2 separate regions of the Mus musculus genome follow, and region 1 is linked to region 2. Evidence: chromatin loops called from intact Hi-C (ENCODE). Cell type or tissue: left cerebral cortex. All regions are shown on one strand.

Evidence for each region. Hi-C counts contacts between places; a loop is a spot of excess contacts. Peaks named below come from ENCODE experiments on the same cell type or tissue, not always from the same donor. Only the 100,000 strongest peaks of a DNase experiment are listed, where the experiment ranks them.
Region 1: it touches region 2 in a loop (7-fold over the local background); 16 of 42 quality-filtered maps call a loop at or near these places.

Annotation. Positions count from the first base shown.
Region 1 is chr14:74,760,061-74,768,060 of GRCm38, forward strand. The region is part of intron 18 of Lrch1 (leucine-rich repeats and calponin homology (CH) domain containing 1); the gene reads right to left. Among named protein-coding and RNA genes, the nearest start is that of Esd, 32 kb to the left of the region's middle. In left cerebral cortex, a CTCF peak has its summit at 4,282 (motif pointing right); DNase peaks (open chromatin) are centred at 3,888, 4,298 and 7,905.
Region 2 is chr14:74,944,804-74,952,803 of GRCm38, forward strand. Lrch1 (leucine-rich repeats and calponin homology (CH) domain containing 1) reads right to left here and starts at 3,074. Exons shown (of 19, transcript NM_001252132.1): 1 at 2,581-3,074. The coding sequence starts at 2,857. In left cerebral cortex, CTCF peaks have their summits at 2,021 and 4,241 (motif pointing left); DNase peaks (open chromatin) are centred at 520, 1,153, 2,104, 3,084 and 2 more places; H3K4me3 peaks cover 3,244 bases; H3K27ac peaks cover 2,423 bases.

The DNA.
Region 1 (8,000 bases), 180 kb before region 2:
TTCTCAACCTAACTTACATCATAGCCTAGCCCAGCATCTACCACACACATGCTCAGGACACTTACATGAGCCCACCATTGGGGAAAACTGTCTAATACAAGTCTTATTCTATACTTATATAAAATATATATTCTATGCAGTGCTCAATAGCTCATGCAGTTTATTGAGTCCTATCCTGAAAGAGAAAAAAGAAAGTGGTTTTTTCAGAAGGGCACCATCTTAAGCATGGAAAACCCTAATTGAATATCACTAAGTCAGGGATCACCAATAAACACAGACAGAAACATACCCCTCAAGCCTTCCTTTTTCTTTCTACCCACGCCCATCCAGAGATGGCCTCAGCTCATGTTGAAGGCTTGGCGTCATCTAAGAAAACTAGCCTAGAAGGCCAGAAGCCCTATAAAGATAAAACAGTCACGGCATTCCGCAACAGGCCTGGAATGGATCTGCAACTCTGCTGTTTGAAAGGTTGAACACAGAGATCCTGGAGAAATGGGGAGCAGGGGACACCGACTTATGGACACAGGCCACTTTCCATCACAACAGTTGTGTCCCAGCATCTCCCCAAAGCGGGCTCGGAAGTTGGGTGGGACTGGAGTTGCTGTGGGTTTCCAATGGGGCCATAAACAGCACAGAAGGGCAAGGGCTTCCAAGAGCCAAGCAGGCCAGATGCCACCTCAGGAGAACTAAAGCTGTCACAGGATATCAGAGGACATGTTGAAAATGTGACAGAGGGCATGCAGTATATCTACAGGGATCCTGTGCTGTTATTTTTTTTTTTTTAAACACGATGAAATCTTAAATATTATCCTGCTTATCAATAACACTGAACGTTTTCCACAGTAGATGCTTTCGGCTACTCCCCCAGTGGTGGGTTCCATTAGGCTCTCCCACTGACACTCTTCTGAGCCATAGCAAATAGGATTAGGAAAGGCAGGCCAGCCATAGAAAAATAATGCTAACTGTGGGGGAAAAGGCTGGACTGCTTGTCACACGGGCTCTTCTCTCCCTGAAACTTTTTTTTTTTCGAGACAGGGTTTCTCTGTGTAGCCCTGGCTGTCCTGGAACTCACTCTGTAGACCAGGCTGGCCTCAAACTCAGAAATCTGCCTGCCTCTGCCTCCGACTCCCGAGTGCTGGGATTAAAGGCGTGCGCCACCACGCCCGGCTCTCCCTGAAACTTTTTATGATGGTTATATGGAGCCTTCCCTACTTCTAGGCCAGCCACTGGAGCCACTGGTCTACGACAAAGTCCTTCACACCAGCTCATTTCCCTTGGTTCAGCCTTTTTTTTTTTTTTTTTTTTTTAAATAAAATATTCTGTGACTGAATTGTGTGGAGCTTAACTGTGTGTTATCTTAATGCATATGAATGCAAAGGTCTAGCTCTGCCCCCAGGGTCAATCTCCTGCTAATTCTTCCACTATTCTTCATATCGCAGCCAGGCCACTCGCCAGCCCCTTCCTCCCACTGCCTTGCCACTCACGCCTAGCTTACACATCTCTAATCTTAGTGCAGATATTACTGCTTCGGGGATCTGCATGGACCCTCATGAATGCCACGCCCTCTTTCTATGTGTTTCACAGAATTCGGTAATTGACCCATCTCAGGCCCTTCTCAAGGAAACCCTCTTTGCTTTCTAAGAAGCCATTTGGTTGAGGGTCTACAAACTAGGACCTTCAAGCCAGTCCGATTCCTCCTCTATTCTTTGTGAATAAAGTTTTATTGGCACTCAGACCAGCTCCCTGGTTCATATATCCTGTATGGTGGCATCCGTGCTTTAATGACAAGCTGGTTGGTTGCAACAGAGACCATCATCCTAAAAATCATAAAGTATGCTGACACCTGGTCTGGACTACAAACTTTCGGAGGATGGGGACCTGGATCTTGAACACTATTTTATCTGCAGCACCTCCCATAGGGCCAGTACACAGCGCACGTTCAATACATGAGGAATAACTGAATGAACCAAGTATGAACAACACTGCTGGAAAAGCCAAGGGCAGGAAGGAAAGTAGATTGCACGGACCCCCTACCCAAAGGGTTGCCTGTTGAAAGGTAATTTTGAAGTCTCAAACCTAGCCTTTAAAACCAAAGCCCGTGAAAGATGATTATATTAAATTATTCTTCAGGAGATGGAGACACAAAGCCAAGGCCCTGGGTGCACTTCTCAGCACCCAAACGTTTTTACCTAAACTATAAACACTTTACCTGCCTCAGACTCCTAAAATTTTAACTCATACTGGGACTGATGTGAATTCAGAAGATAACTAAACAATACAAATAGCATTGTGATACTAAGTGTATTTAAAAACCCCACTCAGTTGACCTGCTTGGGATTCAACAAGGATTTTTTTCTTTTTTTTTTTTCTTTTTTTTTTTTTTTTACTGGTCCCCTTTTTGTAGTGTTAAGGACAATGAAGTGGTTTGGGCCTGAAATCCTGAAGGAGCCATGAAAATTGACGGTCATATACATTTTGGAAATTCTCACCCTACGTGGAACATTTTCTACCCATTGCAGGAGTAGAAGGGATACCTCACAAATGGCTACTGCAAAATGGAAATGTAAACAGCTGTTTCTCTTTATCACGTATTTGAAGGAAATACTTTAAAAACACTCTTTCTTAAAAGAAGATGGGGCCCTGGTATGCGGGACAAATCACACAACTGAATCCCTGAAGGAAGATTAGTCAGGTGTCCCCAGCTGTGTGGCAATGGCCGGTATCCCATAAGCTTGTGAGCTGCTGTCTGGAACTGCGGAGGAGCACCACAGAGAGGCCCAGTGTTCCAACCAGAAATTAACGGTTTGCTTACAATAAGCAAAATGACCCACTCGAAGTGGTGCCTGAAGGGTTGAGTTGATTATGCTCTGGGAGTGACCATACTAGATAATGAAAAATATCACACAGCAACCCCCACGGAGAGCAGCACATTCGATGTAAATTAAGGACATGGAAGATGAAAAGCATAGCCAGGGCATCCTTGGGATGCCAGAGGAGAAATATTCGGGAAGCTACCATTGAAGATCAATCTAATCTCATGGGACTGTTTTACTCACTTGATGTTTATTGATGCTATTTTTTTTCCTTGAGCCAGCAAACTAGCACGTTTTCTCAATTCTCCTTTTGCCCACCATTAAGAAGATGGAAACAAACAAACTGTGGCAAACACTGAAAGAAAGTCCCCATGCATGGCAGAGCTGGGTAGAAATGCCAAGAATCATTCTGGGCACCCAGGAATAAATGCACCAACAGGCCAAGAAAAAAATAAAAAGCTTGGATTAATCACCCAATTGTGTTTATTAAGCAATTTACGGCTCAGGGTGGTCACCAGACACTGTACAAAGGGATTTTATTGTTACAGAAAAGTACAAGATAGCACCAAAGACGACTCATAACTCTGTGGCTTTCAGACACAACTCACATCACGAACCCTGTATTCACCATCAACACAATGCTGGGAGGAAGAGGCTCAGACAATCTAACATCTTATGGCATAAAGAATGCTTTCTGTTTTTTGTTTTAAAATCATATCTGATTTAGCAGCAAAGATTCTATAAATATAACCCTTCAAGTATGGAGGCATCTCAGAATCTCATCTCCCCTGTTCTCATGAATATGTTCAGAAAAATATGATAATCTTCATAGCAGCCATATCTGAGGAACGTTCATATCTCAGCAAACTGGACATTTATCTTGACGGCATTAACACCACCACCTTCCCAACACGAGAAGCAGTGTTCGGCAAGAAGGATATAAAAGGAAGCCGACAATGTGGCTGGAGCTTGCAGCAGGGCCTTCTCACATTGTAAAGAGGCTTCCAGAGACTCAGCAAGATATGGGCCAACATGATTAGAGTCTAACATTTCTTCCTTTAACCACAAAAAGAAGCACTTTGCCCCAAAAGCTGAGAGGCCGATACGCAAGCCTTTAAAAACGGACTTAAAAATAAACAGTTGGATCATTAATATTACTAAAAATCAAAGGCCAAATGGACATTCAAAGTAAATGGGGAAAAACATTCATCTAAAATAAGAGCGATCTTATCATCTGCTGCTATAGTAACCCAAGGCCCCTGGTGCTAAGAGTGTTCCAGGATCCATAGACTTATTTGAAACTGAAGAGTCAAATGCATCACATTCTGGGTCTGCAGTTATTCAATATACCAAGAAAGTAAAGCGACCCCGTCACATTATGCAAAAATAGAAATCCCTTCTATAAAACCCTTTTCTCAGCTTCAGAACACCACCTAATAAAAAGGAAAAGCGGGCTAAGCAGATCCACCAGGTGGCGCTCTAACAGGAAGGCACTTCCCCAGATTAGGCCTGCAGAGGGCACAGAGGGCATGCTCTGGTGGACATTGGCTGCAATCCTCCTGGGTGCCCTTCACAAGCCCCTTGCAGCAAACAGGGAGGACTCCAACTAACCAGCCAGCAAAGCAGTCATTCTCCAGATACGACTTCTCAGCTTGGTCAGCAATGGTACCATTAGAGATGTTTATAAATTAGACTGAGCCCAAATGCTGGCTTTTCTCTGCAAGGCAACCCCTCTACAGATCAACTGCCAGTCCTGAATTAGGACCAGAATCAAGTATCAAGACTCCTGTATGCTAACCCCACCCTGTTCCTGTCCTGGTTCTCCTTACCTCCTGCACAGAGCAGAGGCTCATGGGAGAGAGCAGGACCTACAGGAGCATCGCTGCCCACACCACGAGTGTGAAGGAGTATGAGGTATGCACTGACAGGCTTTGTCGCTGTCGCTGTCGCTTTTAGTTAAATGCAAAAAATTACCCAGTGGGAACTGTATTCTACAAAGTTTGTGCTTCAGGAAAAATCTGGCTTATAAATGTTCAGTTTCAAAACTCGACAGCTAACTGAAGAGATGACAGGGATGGGAGAGTCTGCAAGGCAAAGGCTCCAATGGGGGGAGGAGCTGGGCTGGACCAGGATGCCAGAGCAGAGCGTTTGGATGCGCATGCAGGAGTTAGGCAGACAGAGCATTCCAGCGGTAAGCGATATAGACCAGTACTATAAGGAGAACATGGATAAGACAGAAGCCTATAAGGTCCCTGGAGCGGAGGGCAGAAGTTGACTGTGGGGGTTTCTCCCCGAGGGCCAGCAGAGTGTCAACAGTCTTTCGAATGTGACGAAAATCCAACTGCAGGATGTCATACGGAGAGCACAGGTCGGCCTAATCCGAGGGCAGCCATTAGAACAGAAAGAGAGTGCATACAATTAACACCACACGGAAGAAGCACCGGAAAGAAGCACACATTTCTGCTTACTAGCAAATAGCAGGAGTCAACCCTTACTTCAAGTTCTTAAGTCCATGACAAAAGTAGAGCCCCCAGTGAGCCCTATGTAAACTGGACAGGAACCTCCATCCACCATCACACCCCACCACCGCAGGCTGTGCAATGTGCACACTGCTCTTGAATTGGAACAGTCTTAATATTCAAGTGGCCTTATGTGCTCCAAGTGGCATTATGTGCACATCAGTGGCACAAAAGTGTGAGCTTTTCATTCATCACACCTAGAGCTTAAACATTACTAAGGGAAAAATACAAAATCTAAAGTTGAATCTCCAATCCTCTTTTCTTTTCTCTTTTCCTTTCTTTTTTCTTTTCTTTTCTCTTCTTTTCTTTTCTTCTGGAGTCAGGGCTTCATGGTATAGTTCAGAATGGCCTCAAATTCAAGAGCCTCCAAACTTGCCTTCGGGGCCCTGGGATGATATAACAGAAGAGTCTAAAGGAGGCTTCTGAGATGTGCAGTAGGAAAGCCTGGCACATAATAGGTTATTATCTAAATCCCTTCACTACTCTTCAAAGACAGCAGGATGCCTCTGCTCCCATGTTTTATCTCTACTTATGTGGAATTTATGTGTCATAATTGGCTGTTGAGATTTCTGGGCAGCCCTCACAGCCTGCTGCTATCAGGATTCAGCTTCCATATGCACTGAGTTTGCAAACCAGGAGGTGGCCTGGAACTTACTATGTAGACCAAGCTGGCCTTGAACTCACAGAGATCTGCCTGCCTCTGCCTTGAGAACTGGGATTAAAAGGTATGTACTACTGCCAAGTCTGAACCAGGATTTTAAGTCATGGAGTTCAAAATTAATAGGAATTATAACTGATATGCCAGTAAGAAAGATAAGTTGTATTTTGCTTTCAACTTAAAGATTGACAATATCTGTGACATATTTCACAAATACAATTTCCAAGTGAGCAAAGCATTTAAAATGCATATTATATGTATATATACTTTTAAATATTTTGCTGGGGTATTAGCTTTTTATTGTAACTTCCTTGTTAAGTACAGCAATCTCAAATGAAAGGCTACTCTGAGTCCAAGGGCTCATGTTGCCTGTATCCTCTGGGTTCAGCCTGATACCCTCAGGTAAAATACCAGGTGGGCTGATGATAATGGAAATCCTTTATGATGGTAGGATAATTTAAAGATTTATATGTGCAAGCTCTCTCTCTCCCTCCTTGCCTCTCTCTCTCTCTCCCTCTCTCTCTCTCTCTCTCTCTCTCTCTCTCTCTCTCTCTCTCACACACACACACACACACACACACACACACACACACACACACACCAGAAGAGGGTAGTGGATGCCTTGGAGTAGAAGCTAGTGGCTTGGGTCCTGGGAACAGAACTCAGGCTCTCCTAAAGAGCAGTTAGTGCTCTTAACCAATAGACCATCTCTCCAGCACCAACAAGAGATATTTTAAGATTAACAAATCATGTTAAATCTAGCCAATCTCACACATTTTCACAGTAGATCTCAGAGAACCAAGATACCACTGTTAAAGAGACCACCCAAGAATTAAAACAGCCACAAGTAACCTGGATCTTCCTGGGGACCAGATGCTGGCCAAGGATTAATAGATGGGAAATAGCTCCTTCCCACAGAGAAGGTTTCTACTGCAGGAAGAACGCTCTAGTACAATGCTGTGCTTGACCAGTCAAATCTAAGAAAAGCAGACATAAGAGACATAAACACAAACTGAAATGTGACTTTCTCCGGCTATTTCCATGGCAGAAGCAAGCCACTTTGCCAAGGGTGGTGACACTGACTTATGTAGGGGCCAGCCAGGGATATGTAACAAGACTGTCAACAAAACAAAAGCCAAGCAAGAACACCAAGGAACACCAGCAGTCAGCTCTGTAGTATCACTGCAGCACTCAGACTGCCTTGCAGTTTGGGGGGGTATTTCTTCAGGTGAGGTGGGCACTCTCAGAAGTCTACTTCTGGGGAAGTAAAGGGCTCAGACCGTCCCTTTCATTGAAGAAACAATCCTACTACGTCATAGAAGCTAGGCTTAATTAAAGCAGATAAACCCAGAGTCTCAGATTACGGTCGTTTAAGTTAAATTATAATCTCTAAGGAAGAAAAACAAAAACAAAACAATCAGGACTAACTAAGTCTGGTTTTGAGGCAAATGACTATGGAACGTGGTGGGCTGCTGCAGCCATCTAAGACCTGGTCTCTAACTCAGTCCCACAGCATGTATCCATGAGGGCTGTAGCTCCAGCCCTCAAAGTGATGCTAACCATGAAGGAAATCCCTGAGAGAACTGGAGTTTTCCTGACCTGTTGTACTTTCCCCAAACTAGCATTAAATAGGAAATTCTGGGGTTATAATACTTTTTTATCTTTGAGAATTAAATCAGAAAACGCTAAAGCAGGGGATTTGCAGAAGCTACACGCCCTCTTTTTTTTTTTTTTTTTTTTTTTTTTACACAATACTCGTAATGACTGAAAACATTTGCAAAACAGTTAATTCACTCAGAACTCCTTTGAGTCAAATGTTGATTTAATTTCCCACTATAGGAGGCAGAGAAAAAAAACTCACAACCAGCAGAGCCTAAGAAATAAGCTTAGATTAAACACAAGTGTGTGACTGAAATTGCTAGCAAGGATTGACTCAGACTCTCCAAACAGGATGGGCTCCCTCACAGAAGAGAGACAGATCTGGCAAAAGGCCTACTTGTCATAGACAAT
Region 2 (8,000 bases):
CAGGACTGCCTGTCTTGGCACAAAGCATGCTGTTTTGATTGAATTTCAGGGAAATAACAGCCTAAAAGTGAAATTAAGAAGGTCTTTGTTTTGGTTTTGGTTTCTTGTACTACTGAGCAGTTCAGGGCCTCTCATCTCTTACTTTACATCTCTGTTCAGTTGGGCTGTGTGGCCCAAGTATGTGGTGCTGTCTGTAGAAATAGCTGCTGGAAAGGCTAAATTTTACAAGACACAATGAAACACATAACTTAACAGAGAGAAAAGGCTCCCCACTACCCAAGTAAACTTATGAAAGGGTCTTGAGGATCGTCATAGTCCATCCTTAGATGTTTGAGCCCAGGAGAAGCCACTATCTGTATGGGATTTATTATTACCAAAGGTTCAACATCTCCCTCAACTCCCTTATGTGTAGGAAATGTCAACACCCCCCACGGAATGTCTTTATTTTGCTTTGTTGCTTTCACAAGTAAAGAATAATGCTCAATTTAATACACTCTTTGGGGGATGTGGGGGTGTATAGGCATGAAGAATGAGTCAGGGCCGCCTTAACCTGTAACGGAGGCTGGCCTGGAATTTACTACTAAGTCCAGACTGGCCTCCAACTACTGGGCTCACAGGCAAAGTCCCCGTGTCCAACCTAAGCATTTCTGGAGAAGAGAGGAATACTCACTCACATGTGTGACTCAGGTCAAGGCAAGCAATCCTTAACACATGTGAATGTTGAAACTTTTACATAAAACAACAGACTCTTCAGCTACTGTTTTTGTTTTTGCTTTTGTTTTCTTTATGGTATTGCCTTAAGTGCCCACAAACGTAGCTGACATTCTTTTGCCGCTGCTGCTCCAAAATAGTAACTGTTTTAGGGTGGAGAATTAGCATGAAGCCTCTTACTTTTGACTACTTAAGGATTTTAGGAGCATTAAAATATATGTAACACTCCTAATGCCTGGACACCTGCACACCCCACCGCACACAGAGAGAACAGGAAGGAAGGACCCTTTCCACACAGTGTCAACTCACAGAGGCGGTAACTGAAAGATGAACACCTCCCTCCACTACTTTTAAAGCAATGGTATTCTCAAAGACATGCCAGCACAGCACACATGCCAACTCTACCCAACCTTGGGAGGAATCATGAGTAATACTGAAGTGTTGGAATAACTCTAAGCCTGCTACTGAATAGCGCGAACACGTTAGCATGGGGCATTCTGATTCTCCATTCTGCAGTACACAGCCATTCTAACTATGGCAGATGGGAAGGAAAACATGGGGTGACTTTTTAAGGTTAATGATTCAGGCGACTCTTAGAATAACTTCTACTTGAGAAGCTGTAACTATGAGGTCCTATCAAGAGCCTCTCCAGCTGTTGAAAACTGAGTTCTGGAATTTCCCCTCTGCTTACCCATTCCTGACAATCCTTAAACCCAAATATCACCGTTTAATGACTCCAGAGGAGTGCTTCTAGCCTCCAATGGACTCAGAACTCCATCTAAATTTTCAATTGGTCTCCTGATTAAATGTTTATGGAATTAACCAGAAACCTAGCCTCCGAAAGCCACAGCTGGCTCCCCTGCCCCGCCCCCTAGTCTTCCTTTATAAGTAGCTGAAGGACCCCATCTGAAAGCCAAGCCATTCAGAAGCCTAAGAGACCTGATGCAAGTCGGAAGAGACAACGACAGTCGTGAGGTCTAGGCAATGGCACAAAAGTGGGGCACCCACTGCCCTGGGAAACGCTAGGCGCTCGCTGGGGTACAAATCGTCCCGCAAAGAACAGAACAGGATATGGTCGGAAACTTAAGTCAGATCTGCACGGATTCCCAAGGCCCCAACCCTCTTCCACCACCCTCCTTCCTGTTTATGGGTCCACTCCCACAACTCCGACTACTAAAGGGAAAGCAGACATCTCCAAAATATGTCAACACATGACACAACTTGAAGAAGCAGGCTGCTCTGTGGCGCGGGTTACAACTTGCCGGGCTCACACTGGCAAACAGGCTCACTTTAATTACTTTTCATTTACTATGCCACGCTTCCCCTCCAGGGCCCCCGCAAAGACCGGGGTTAGTGAGAACCGGGGAGCCCCGGTGGAGGGAACCAAAATGTGTGGGCGGAGAGCCAGACACCAGCCTCTGCTCGCACAGGCGCAGAACCAAGGTTGGCACCGCCTCTCTGGCTGCAGCAAGCCACGGTCGCGCGGCGCGGAGGCCGGGGCCCCGACACTACGCGGAGAGGACAGGGCTAGCCGACGGCCGGCCACCTTTGTCTGGCCTTCCCCACCCACCAGGACGCAGAATGCTTCCATGTAGAGGTCCACGACTTGGTTCGTGTTCTGGACTTGCTCGCGGTCGCCCGAGATGCCCCCACTTCCCGCGCGCCAGGAACAGCTCCTAGGCGCATCCCTGCGCTCCTGCACCACGGTCGCAGGTCGCCGGGGCCAGGAGGACCACCGTGCCCGCTACAACCACCGTGCTCGTTGCAGAACCCGCTCCTGCCGAGCCAATCTAGTAACACATTCGGGCCCGGCGGGAAGGAGCGACAGCCCGGCTCGCACACGCGTGGCCAGCCCCGGCCTTGTCTCACCTGCCCGAACCGTGTCCGAGAGGTCATGTCCCGGGGCCGTAGTCCTGGGAAACTCCTTCAGCTTCCTGGCGCTCAGGTTCAAGCCCCCAGAGTTGGCCGCCTCCTCCAGCGCGCGCTCCAAACCACGGTTCAAGGGCAGGTTGAAGCCGGTGCCGCCGGTGCCTCCGTGGTGCTGGTGGTGTTGGTGGTGTTGGTGGTGCTGGTGGAGATGCGGGTGCAGGGCGGTTACCGAGAGAGCGGGCGCGAAAGCTTGGGGTTCGCTTCCCGGCGTCGCCATCTTCTCCCGGTCCCCCGCCCCGCCGCTCCTGCGCGGGGTCACAGGTTTCCCCGGCGGTCCCGAGTCCCCGCAGCGCTCCCTCGAAAGCCGCGGGACTGCGGGAGGGGCGGCAAGCGGCGCAGAGGTGGAGGCAGCAGTTCGATCGCCAAGGTTTCCAGCCGGGGGAGCCAAGGGCTGCGGCGGCGGCAGCGACGGCAGCGGTGGCGCGCCTGTGTCTGCTCGTGCTCGCGCCCCCGCCCGCCGCTCCTCCTCCGCAGCTTGTTGGCGCTCCACCCCCGAAGCTGGCTGGAACTGGATGCACATTCTGGGTGACTTTCTCTCCAGCCCGACCCCTTGTAGTTTACACATCTGCGGGCCAGGGTATTTTGTCGGTTTCGTTTTTGTCTTCTGGGATTTTTTTTAAGCCGTTTATGAAAACCCAGGCGAGGCGGGAGACAAGATTTGGAATACAAGGTCACAGGGAGGAGAGTGGTTCTGGTTGATTGATCCAGAGTTGCCCCCAAAAGCAGTTTTTCCACTGTGGGTTTACCCTCACGGACGCCCCCTGGCATTTAGGTGCTTACCATACAAAATCTCTCACTAAATCCAGGAAATCTGTGAGTGGAAAAATTGCTTCCTTCAGCGAGAGGAAGTTAAAGCGAGCCGCGATCACCCCTGCAGAATTCGAACACGCAGCCCACAGTCACCAAAATTTTGCACCTTCACTACAGACCACAGGAACAAGAAAGACTTCAGGGCAAATAGACAAATCTATAGAGGAAGGGCTTTGAGAAAGGGTAATTTTTATGATAAAATACCCAAATTATTACTCCAAGCGTTAGAACGCCAAAGACCTAGTGATCACAAAGGTCATATCTTAAACCTAAGCCTAGGTACTATGAAATGTTCCGGGTGCGCCACCTTCTTATTCATGTGAGGCATGGGAACTGAACTGTCTGATTGCAAACAAATCTTCTGCCATGGGTTGACCTACAGTGGGCGCCTGAGCCAGGCCTTGCACCCCATGGAAGAGCCAGAGGACCTGTGTCACCTAAAGCCACCCAGCTGGAAGACTGATAAAGCCTCCATTCCCTTCCCACACCTTAACAGCCTGGGACCCAAAGCTTGATAGTCTCTATGGAGTGACTCGGCTTGGAGAAATGAGGCTGGAGTGAAGTATGGACATGATACAACTTTATCATACATACTACAGTAATGCAGATCTGTGATAGTCTAGGCAGCCGCGTGGACCTAATGACTTCTTGGGCTCAGCACTAAGTATGACATGATCTATGTCACTTGCATGGACTTCGCTACAGGGCTACCCCTTAATTCCTGAGATTCCAGGCTGAGAGCAAATCCTACTTATTCCGGAAGAAACAGGCGCCACCTAGTGGTGTGCCGCCCTCACCCCCCACCACCTTCCTCCTCTCTGGCTCCACTTCCTTCAAGTCTCTATGATTTCATAAACTGTGCCTTAAGCTTAGTTTTGTTTTCACCCTGTTCTGTAGGCGGTCTCTTCGATCTGTTGCTTCCTTTGTGGTGTAGAAGCATTTTCATTTCATTCAATCTTGCTTGACAGTTTTTGTAATCATTTCCTGTGAGCTTAGGGCTCTTTTCAGAGAATCCTTCCCAATTCCTGCATCATGGAGGGTTTTTTCCTGTTTTCCTTTGACCATTTAAGGTTTTTGAGTGTTATATTAAGTGCTTTGATCCATTTTGAATTGATCTTTGGGCAGGGCAAGATACAGAGATCCAGTTTAATTCTTCCACATGCAGAATCTAGCTTTCCCAGCGCGATGTGCCAGAGACCTTCTTTTCTCTGGTGTGTGCTTTGGGTACCTAGTGAGGTAGCCTTAGGTGCAGCTGCACTGATTCATTCCTGAATCTTCTGCTCCTTTGAGTTACGTGGTTTTGTGGCAACACCATGCTGTGTTTCTTCCTGCAGTTCTGTGATACTTAGAATCTTCTATTGCCATTCCTCCAGCCATTACCTTTTTTGTTCAGTATTGTTTTGACTACCCAGCATCATTTGAAATTTAGGTTGTCAATATCTAGGATGTTAAAAGAATGACAGAAAAATATTAAACACCCAAGAAATCTATCCAGTCAACAAATGGGCAGATGAAATGAACAGACACTTCTCAAAAGATAAAGTACAAATAATTTAAAAAAAAAAAAGATGCAAAATATGTTCAGAGTCCTTAACCAGGGGGAGCTGTAATCAAAACTGCAATGAGAATACATCTTACCACCAGATAAAATGGCTAGCACTAAAACAAACAGCATCGGATACTGATGAGAATGAAGGAGAGGAGGGGAAGGAAGACTTAGGTCCCTTTAGCAATAACATCAACTAGTATAGCCACTGTGGAAATCAACATGAAGGGTCTTCCAAAACTAAAATAAAGGTAGAACCACATTCTGATATTATATTATATACTGTGGTGGAATATTGAAAGATAAAGACAGAATGCCAGGTGCAGAAAATAAAAAGAAAATTAAAATAAAAAAAACAGAACATCTGTATAAAGAGTTCTGATCCAGCTGCAGCATTCTAGAGAATACACCCAGAGGAGCCTAAGCCAATACACTACAAATACACACACATCTGTGGCTCTATGGACAAGTTATAGAATCAGCCTGGGCATCTGAATAAAGAATAGGCAGTATTATATACACAGCGGAGTTTTGTTCAGTCATAAGGAAGAACAAAATTGTGTCATTTGCGAGGAAATGGATAGATCCAGAGTTCAGCATACTGTGCAATATATGCCAGACTCAGGAAGACAAATACTCTAACACAGAGAGTTGATGACCGAGAAAGGGGCCTATCTGGGAAGAGAAGGGGGACTTGTTTGATGGGACACCAGAGAAGATAATGGGAGGAGATATGAGAAAAGAACATAGCTAACTTTAACAAAAATGTCATTATGAAAATCTACAATCTTACACAATGAACATGCACTGCCCTGCTTTGCTTTCTAATGCTGTGATCAACGCCACGGCAAAAAGTAATTTAGAGAAAAAAAAAGGTTTACGCTTAGAGCTTAGCCATCCTGAGGAGAGGTCAGAGCAGTGGCAGGAGCTGAAGCAGTCGTTGGAGGAATGCTTCTTACTGGCTGGCTCCTCACAACTTGTTCCTCCTCCTCTTTTATACAACCCAAGACCACCTGCCCACACAAGGAACTGACTACAGTAGGCTGGGCCCCCCCCCCACATCAATCATCAATCAAGAAAATGCACCCACAGACTTACCTACAGGCCAACCTGATGGAGGCATTTTCTCAATTGAGGTTCCCTCCTCCTAGATGACCTTCTAGCTTGTGTGAAGTTGCCCCCCCCCAAAAAAAGCAAGCCAGCAAGCCTATACACTAATAAAAGGGTCTAACGTGACTTTGAAGTTACTTAAGTGAAAACATATTTACATCATATAAAAATTGATCTTTCTTTTTTCCCCTGTCCTCAGTGACCTTTTGCTTAAAATCTAGCAGGGAGATGAAGACTATTGCCCCCATCCCCAATGGACTACAAACCTAGGTCAGAACAAGAGGTAGACTGAATACACCCACCACAACAGGCATAAATAACTTCTTTTAAATAAAAATAGATTTAAATTTAAAAATCCTTTCTTAGAGGAGCAAAGACAATGAGTGTATACTTTGGATAAATATCCAAGTCCCCCCTACCGCCCCCCAGTGTCCTGTCCTGTCCTGGTCCTTGTAGTCTCTTGTATCTTGTGCAGATTTCCAACCTGCAAACTCTGTAACCAAATCCTCTTAGCCTCTCTCTCCTTCCCAGTATCTCAAAACCTACAGTATTCTGCATGTAAAGGCTGCACAATGTCTCATAGCAAGTTGCTATTTGCTGGGATAGCTCTAAAGTTTTAAATGATTTTTTTCTGCACAAAAGGAGGCGCTTTTTCTTCAAACTGAGAGGAATCCTTGCCTCTTGACACTAATCCTGAATATTTCTAAAAAAAAAAAAAAAAAAAAAAAAAAAAAAAAAAAAAAAAATCAAGATATGCCATGTGTCCTTTTGGATGGCTCTCATGCCGCTTCATTGTTTCTTCAAAAGCATGGACATGTCTCTTTTGTTAGATGCCCTGTTTATTTCATTTCTCCTAAAATTGGAGTCCTCTCCTTGTCATTGAGCATATAAGGTCTGTTAGGAGGGACTGTGTTGTGTCGTGCGGCTATTGCTGTTTCATTGGGAAATGAACTCACAACCATGCGGATCACCCAGAGGATCCTGACTGAGTTCCCTCCCAGGGTCTGGTGTCTCAGGTTCTCATCTCTGGTTTCTTTGAACTGTCTAGTAAACAGTGAGCTCTCCTGGGCTCCAAAGTTGGCACTCCCAACCCTGTAGCCTCATTATTTAACTATCCAAGAACTAAAAACACTCAGAAAAAAAAAAGTCAACCAAACATATACAGATTGTTTTTGCCCTTGTCATCCTTCCTGAAACAATATTATATTGGGAACTATTACACATGAATCAGATATTACAGGGAATCTAGAGAGAATTTAAGGTGAGTGGCAGGCTACAGGACTTCAGCATCTTCTGGACTCAGTGTCTGCAGGGAGGTCATACATCTAACCCCCCATGGAACCACTCTATTTGTAACATATTGTCTACTGAAACTCACCAAGAATTCTCTTTGAGTAGAAACCCAAAATCCAGTCCGTGTTCTATGGTCCCCTCTGCTCAAAGCTAACTGGACAAGAAGAAGCTGACACCATGCCCAGCCATCCACAGCCAATGAGGTCTCCCATCAATCTCTGGGTGAAAAATCAATCAAAAACACGTGGAGACCATGATCAAATCAGAACAGGCATTTGACCCCAAGATCAGCAGAGTTCAGCCTTATTTACATTTATTTATGTCAGTGTCCTCTAACCTCTCTGCGTTGGTTTCCTCATTCAAAAGAAAGAGGAGGAGGAGGACGAGGATGAGGAGGAGGAGGAGGAGGAGGACGAGGACGAGGAGGACGAGGAGGAGGAAGAGAAAGAAGAGGAAGAAGAGGAAGAGGAAGGAGGAGAAAAAGAAAAGAAAGAAAAAAAAAAGAAGCCAGAATATTCCCTAATGAACACCACCCTTTTCTGGTCACTCCCATACATGTTCTCAGTACCAAAGTATTCTCTTTGTAATATATCTGTAAATA